Regions from separate parts of the Homo sapiens genome. Here all the other regions are linked to region 1. Evidence: chromatin loops called from intact Hi-C (ENCODE). Cell type or tissue: PC-3. All regions are shown on one strand.

Region 1 (2,500 bases):
CCTGATCCATGTTTGATACGTGTCCCATAGGTGGCTGGCCCTTTGCTGCGATGCACAAGCGGCACTATCGGCTTCATGACTCAACGCAAATGAGAGAGAACACTAAGTCAATGAACCCAGGGAAAGGGCTGAAAGAAAACAAGTGAGTCACAAAACTCACAAGTAGAACAGATTACACTTACCCATGCCCCACATCAGATGGAAGTGATACATCCATATAGAAAATAGTGACTGCAAGATTTTAATAAAACTCAGGCAAGTTCTCCAGTCCAAACCTTTTTTTGTTCATCTTATCAAGAAAACTCAGTAGGTATACAGACAAAAATGAATGTAATCAATCAAGAATAGCATAGAGAGAATTTAAAGGTCCTCAATTAAGTAAACATTTGGCCATTTTCCTCTCCTGGGTAATAGCTGTCCATTTTATCATTACTAAGGATGCAAAATGACAAGAAGAGAAAGCACCACGAATGGCCACTATTGTTTTGCAATGGACATCATCCAATATGCCAGAATGGAAAGTTCTATGCTCTGCTGAATACCACCAGACTTGATAAAAATGAGACTCTTAATTTTTTTCTTTAGGTCTTAATTAGCTTCTTGTTAAACTACAAACATTATCATTGGAACACACATGCTGGGAAAAATTGGAACACTGGTTGCCAGCCTGGGAAGCCTGGGAGGGTCCCCAGTGATTAACTGTCACCACACTAATGGTGACAGTACTGCTTTCTACATGTGCTATCACACTGGAAAAAACCCAACCATTGCATCTTTCATTAAAAAAGAAAAGGTAAAGGAATTGTTAGAGTGGGCCTGTGTGAATCCTATCATCCTGATCTCAGAAATCCAGGGGTCAAGAGTTGGCAAATATTTCCAGTAACTCATGTCATCAACTGCCCTGTCTATTAACAAGGAAATCCACTTTAATGTGGCAGTTGGCATGAATCATTATCTCTAGGGCTGGCATTTTCACAGACTAGTCCATCCTTGTAAATGCAGTGACTAAAACTCTTTTGTTGACTTTGAAAGCATGAGAACGCCGTGATTCAGTTAAAATGGATGAGTTTACTTTTGAAAGACTCAGTAAAACAGAGATCTTTCAAATGACGGCAAGGCGACCTAACTAACGATCTCTTTTGTCCAATGGGGATTTGAGGGTAGGAGTTGGGGGAAGGGGTGAACAAACCTCAGAAATCTCAAAATGACAAAGTCATTGTTCAGTGTGCTTTCTACACACTTTCCCTGACATCTCTACACAATGAAATGTAAGGGTCAGTGGTACTGAGACAAGTCAAGGCAGTTCCACTCTTTTGCTTCTATAAAAGCGAGTGACCCAACCTATTATACTCAAGTCTTAGGATGGCTTTGTTCTCCACATCCAGATGCAGCAGCTTTTTCTCCTGCCCCTCATCCTGCCCTCCCACCCCCCTAGGGAAGAAATGACTGAGGACACCTCCTTCACATTTTCTTTTTCTTGGGCATTTCACTTCATAAAGCTGCAGTCAATGTGTTTTGTTTGTGGGAGGAGGGACTGGCACATTCAGTGGTGGTCTCCACTGCTGCCTGCATTGGTGGCTCAAGTAGCCTCAGGACTAGTCCTTTGTGTTCCATGAAAGGATATGAAAAGTCAGTTATTTAAGCTCAGTCAAGCTGCTGATTTTTTTTTTTTTTTAGATGAGGGGTGTGTAGGGAAGAAAGGTTTTGCAATTCCGTGTGCCTCAATATATTACAGTATTTTGCTGAGTGCAGCTGTGTGCAAGTTAGCACACTCGGAGCACTCCCAAATTTAAACAGAAAAAATTAAAATGCCTAAATCCAACCTCTGCATCTTATCTTCATTTTTCATTTGTTTTTTTCTAGTAGGAAGACTTCTTAGAGGCAAAGATTTTAGCTAGCAGAAGTCTAGATAACTCAGACTCTACACTCAATGTTATCAAGGGCCAAGGAAGTTTCAGCAATATTATGAAAATTACGTTATTATGAGATATTTAGTGCTCACTGGTTTATTCTGAAAACAACTGATTTTGATACTGTGGTTCCAGAAGAGAAAATAGCCATTAAAGCCTTCAGGGATAATAAACCTAATATCTGGAATACAAACTCATGTCCTAATACTTATGGGTCTGGTAACTGTCTGACAATTACCTTAATGCAGCATAATGTCATTGTCAGGCTATTTCTCCCACTTAAAAATATACGTAGTATTTAAAAAGTACCTTTTATTTAGTGAGCTTAGATGTTATGCTAAGAATGTTATTGAAATGACTTCATTTTATCCTCACAATAACCCTCATGGAATAGGTAGAATTTTCTCCATTTTACAGAGACGTAGCATGTGGCTTTGTGAGGAAAGAGAAGGTAAGCGGTAGAGCTAGGAGTCAAACTTAAGAAGGATGATTCCAAGCCTCTCCCATTCCATCCTACACTACACTTGAAATTTTTTATTATTATTTTTTGGTTCTTTTGAGTCTGGGTCTGGCTCTGTTGCTCAGGCTGG
Region 2 (2,500 bases), 99 kb before region 1:
AAGAGGCTGAGGCAGAAGAATCACTTGAACCCGGGATGCAGAGGTTGCAGTGAGCCGAGATCGTGCCATTGCACTCTAGCCTGAACATTGAAAGTTGGTGAATTTCATTTTATATAACACATGCCTTAATAATCCCGAGTAGCTGGGATTGCAGGCATGCGCCACCACGCCCAGCTAATTTTGTATTTTTAGTAGAGATGGGGTTTCTCCGTGTTGGTCAGGCTGGTCTCGAACTCCCAACCTCAGGTGATCCACCCGCCTCGGCCTCCCAAAGTGCTGGGATTACAGATAGCAGCCACTGGTGCCCGGCCATTTTCTCCCCTTTTTTTGTCTCTCCTCCTTAGAATTTGTCATCAGCCACTATGAAAGGCTAAAATAATAATTCTACACCAAGACCATATTTGTCCAACTGACATGGCAGTCCTGGTTTTGGAAAGTCTGTAACTCCCTAGTCCTACAGAATTTTGTCCCCATGCCCATTGCCTCCATCTCTTAACTAGTGTCTGGCCCCCATCTCTCCCCATTTAGATCCATTCTCCATACATGCCAACATTACCTTTCTAAAAACCAAGTCTGATCATGTCAATTTTAGGTTTAAAAGTTAAACCTTTTGCTTGATTTCCCCCACTGTTAAAGATAAAGTTGTGTGTTGTGCCAGTTAGAATTCTTAACAAAAATTCTTAATTCTGTCTTCTAGCCTCATCTGCCGCCTTCCATCATGGACCCTCTGTTCCTTAACAGTGCATTGCCTGTTTCTAGGTTTTTGCCGTGTTCTTCCTCCTTTCCAATATGCCCTCCCTGCCATTCCCTTCCTTCCCATGTGCTGTCTGGCTTGGGCCCCTACTGCTCCTCTCTGAGCAAGGGGATGAGATTCCTCTGATGGTTTGGGTCAGTAGTTCTCAACTCTGATCAGAATCACCCCTTATTCCAGAGATCCCAAGTCAATAGATACAGGAGTGGCTGCACGTGAGAGAATTTCTTGAAGTTCCCAGCTGATTCTAATGTGCAGCCAGGTTTGTGAACCACTGGCCTCAGCCCATTCAAGACAAGTTGCAGCCACTGGTTGGGAGAGCAAGGGGTGGATGGATGTTGGAAAGGCAGACACAGTTCCCTCCACTAGTACCAGGATGCCTGTACCACTGGGCTTTATTAATAGGGCAAATGCCCCTGGAGGAGAGCCGCCCTGAATTCGTTAATATTTTAAAGTGAAATTGTAGTCTATGAATCCCATTTCCTATGTGAATTTGAAAAACAACACTACATGTTTTCTAGACATTCCATTTGGTTTAGTCTACAGGTGATGCCTGGTGAGCATATTTATCGAGGGGATGCTTCCGTCTCCACAGTTCTTTGCGGCTTTTGTCCACTAGATGGGAACCAACTGCCAATCTCCCTTGGCCTCCTGTAGAGATAAGGGATGGACCATCATAGTAGGTAAATGAGTGATCAGTCCACCTTCCTTGCAGCGCCCAGAGTCCCAGAAGGTTACCTGTGATTTTATGTGTGCACACACACACATGTACACACACAGGGCTGCCCTGGGTGCCTGCGGCTAACACGAGGGAAGGCGCTCAGGAGCCCACGAACCGCACGAGTGGGGAGTGGCGGCCAGGAGGGAACCAGGCAGCATCAGGCCCACTTTTGTGGGAGGACTGGATCCCTTTAAACTCTATCCAGGCCTGCCTTGCCACCTATTCCCTGCGCGCTTCATTTTCTTTTCTTGCGATCGGTGAACTAACAGGGTGCAGATGCAAAAAAAAAAAAAAAAAAAAAAAAAAAAAAAAAAAAAAAAAAAAGAAAAAGAAAAAAAAATTCTAGAAAATCCCACCCAGGCACGTCCCTGGTCAGGACTTTAGACCCGGTGGCTACCACGTGGCCATGGCTAGCTGTGTCCACACGGCCCCTCCGAAGCGCCTTGGCCCCAGCTGCACTCTCCTCGCCCCCTTCCTCCCAGTGGGAACGAGCCAGCCAGCGAGCCCTCTCCCCACGGGTGGCGCCCGCACCCCTCCTTGCCCCCGGGCCCCGGCCTGTGATCGCTTTCCAGGGGGCAGGCGAGCTCCCGGGCCGGCGGCAGAGGGCGGGCGCCTGTGATCCGTGGCCAGGGAGCGCGTGCGCGCCGAGCATCTGGGGGCGCCCTCCTGTGATCCCCCGCCAGGCCCAGCTCTGTGGCAGAGGCCGTACACTCGGCCTCCCGCCCGGCCCGGGGCCCGACGCTCCCGCGGAAAGCGGCCCGGGGCAGAGGATCGGGGAACCGGGCTCAGCCCGGTGACTGTGGCCCGGCGAAGTCCCCCCGGAAGCCTCGCGCGTCCACCTGCACCCAGCCCCTGACCTTCCCAGCGGGGAGCTTCAATGACCACTCGCTTCCCACGGAACCAGGGGGCACTGGGCCGCATGCCACAGAACAATCCCCTTGGGGCTGCTCGTCATATGCCCAAGAAAAAAAAGACATGTGTGGTATCTTTTCCTTGCGGAGCATGCGCCCCCTTGGAGTGGAAGACCT
Region 3 (2,500 bases), 80 kb before region 1:
AGTGATTTCAGCGTAACAGCGGTAGATGTTTCTTGTTAGTTTTGGACAAAGTCACCTTAAAAACCAAAACCAAAAGCAAAAACCTCAACCATTTAATACTGCTCAAGCCTGAGGCATAAGCTAATACTCTTTCTTCCTAGAATGGTGCAAATGGACTTGCTTAAATAGCAACTGCTTCAAACTGTCTGAAACCCACTGAAATCTACCCGTTAGAATACTTGGTACACCTAATTTGCCAAGAGAACCGGTTGATGATAGAAGGTATCCTTTGATACTGTATTTTTCGATCTCAGGAAAACTCACTGGCATTCATCAGCAAGAACATGAGTCAGGAATCCCTTGAAGCACAGAAATACAGATCTCTGAATGGAGATGAAAACTATCATTTATTTCAATTGAATTTAGTTTCATTAAAAAATTCTATGATAACATTAAAACAGAAACAGGACGTTTATATGACTGTCTTTAACCTCAAAAGTCCAAATAAACATATAGACATTTTGAATATAGCTATCGTTTTAACAAACCTCATTATGATCACTGATGCAATTTCAGTCACCTAAAATACGAACCATGACTATTAATAAACATTTACTGTGTGTGGTTTGTTGGACTGAACATTAACCATACGTGTATTTCTAAGTACTAGGAGTTGAACAGCTACTACGGTCAATGTATTTTGGCAGTTAGCTGTGTGTGGTGTGTGCTTTTTAAGGCTTCACTCAATAAAACATCTGTTGCTCTCTGCTGATGAGCAAAAAACTTGCTATACGAAGGACAAATATATGTATACAAACAAATGCACACGTGTGCATGTCTATATACATATATGCAATTTCAGGGAGGTGACACCTTATTCTGAGAGGTCATGAGACTCCACTTCAAACCATAATAGTAAAACCTTTAGTAAACTGAACTCAACATATTACAGCCACCATCATCAGGAAAAATTAAAGACTCATAGTTCAAATAAAGTACAAAAGGTCCCAGGAAGTATTGTGGTTTGTTGATTCATTCAACAGAAAGCCCAAATGACAATGCTATTAGTGGTCAGGAGTAAACTAACCTGGACAGGCTCATGAAAATGAACCCCTGGATGCATCCTGAGAACGTACTGCATAATTATAGTCAATGCTTGCAATAATTTTCAGTTTGTCTCATCACGTTAGCAGAGCCTATTCATGCAATTTAGAAAGGATTTCAATACAGCCCAAACCAAAAGGCTTACAGTCAACAGAGGGTTAGCCTTCCATAAATGAGAAATCCAAAAAAGAATAATGCCACGTATTTCAGGAATGTCGGTTAGAGGTTTGGCCTTCTTGGGAAGTGTCACAATGCTGAGTCTAAAACTGCAACAGTTACCGTGTCCAAGTCATGCAACTCTAAAGGAGGATGGACGGTCACATTTGTGTCCTTCAGTATCAAAGCACCTTTAAGGGCTTCCATTTTGAGAAAGTAGTATTTTCTCTTCCTTCTCTTTTAGAACATATGATAAAATATTGCCCTTCTATCCTTTAACCATGTATCCATTTTTTTTTTTGATGGGGAGTAAGGGGTACACACTCCCTACTACAATGTCACAAACTTTTTCTTTTTGTTGTTCCTATTGGTTGTAACTGTACTATTTTCTAACAAGAAGCCTTCAGGGGAAATAATGGATCCTAGTTATGTCAAAGAAAACAATGAGACAAAATGGCAACTTCACAGTCTTCAAGTAAATAGAATCCCTGATATAAATGGAAATTAACATGTAATTTTGGGGGCAATAAAAACAACAACAAAAACCTGTGACAACTTTGTCCTACTCCTTTAAAAATGAGCTTTGACTCTGTAGTCTCTTAAGGCACAAAACCTGATAGACGGCATTTAACTGGTGGCCTGCACCTCTGATTTGGATTTTAAAAAACAACTATTGACATTTAAATAAAAATAAACCATTTTGTTAGAGCTGGAGATCCTTGGATAAGTTGGGAGAAATATTCAAATGAACTAGCATCTTGTATGTATAAATATTTGTTGCCAAAGTAAAAAAAAGTACAATGTGGTTTACATAGTCCAAAAACTAGTGGAAAATGCCTTCGGAACGGACTTGACATTTTGGTTGGATTCACAGTGCTGTCTCGAAAATAGTTAAGGTCGAGGGCTGTCCATTGGAAGTGTTTGTAACCATGTGGTCAGTGTGACCAATATGTGGATAATTTCTTTTGAAGTATACCTAGAAAAAAAAAAGGTAAGCATAAAAAGAATGTTTCAAAATTTTAAAGTCTCCTCCCTGAAACAATGCACTTCTGTGTCTACTTCTTCATGTGAAGCAAATCATATCCCTCACTGAGGCACAATTTAAGAACAGGGATGAATCTACTGTACAGAGAAATTAGCCCCACTAAAACCCTCAGCAGGGCTGGGCTGAATGCCAAACAACCTGTAGATCCATTTTAGTTCCGATCACTCTGATTCATAGATATGTTTTATCTCTGTATTAAATTGATAAGCGGAATCA

Evidence for each region. A loop is a pair of places that touch in the nucleus more often than their neighbours do. Peaks named below come from ENCODE experiments on the same cell type or tissue, not always from the same donor. Only the 100,000 strongest peaks of a DNase experiment are listed, where the experiment ranks them.
Region 2: it touches region 1 in a loop (3-fold over the local background); 1 of 110 quality-filtered maps calls a loop at or near these places.
Region 3: it touches region 1 in a loop (6-fold over the local background); 1 of 110 quality-filtered maps calls a loop at or near these places.

What each region holds. Positions count from the first base shown.
Region 1 is chr13:95,099,695-95,102,194 of GRCh38, forward strand. All of the region lies in intron 20 of ABCC4 (ATP binding cassette subfamily C member 4 (PEL blood group)), which reads right to left. Among named protein-coding and RNA genes, the nearest start is that of SNORD13G, 110 kb to the right of the region's middle. In PC-3, no CTCF peak of the experiment used is centred here; DNase peaks (open chromatin) are centred at 107 and 1,047; H3K4me3 peaks cover 1,127 bases; H3K27ac peaks cover 2,500 bases.
Region 2 is chr13:95,000,958-95,003,457 of GRCh38, forward strand. No RefSeq gene overlaps it. Among named protein-coding and RNA genes, the nearest start is that of LINC00557, 42 kb to the left of the region's middle. In PC-3, a CTCF peak has its summit at 1,367 (motif pointing right); no DNase peak of the experiment used is centred here.
Region 3 is chr13:95,019,468-95,021,967 of GRCh38, forward strand. It overlaps ABCC4 (ATP binding cassette subfamily C member 4 (PEL blood group)), which reads right to left. Exons shown (of 31, transcript NM_005845.5): 31 at 368-2,215. The coding sequence ends at 2,108. Among named protein-coding and RNA genes, the nearest start is that of LINC00557, 61 kb to the left of the region's middle. In PC-3, no CTCF peak of the experiment used is centred here; a DNase peak (open chromatin) is centred at 1,044; H3K4me3 peaks cover 829 bases; H3K27ac peaks cover 2,500 bases.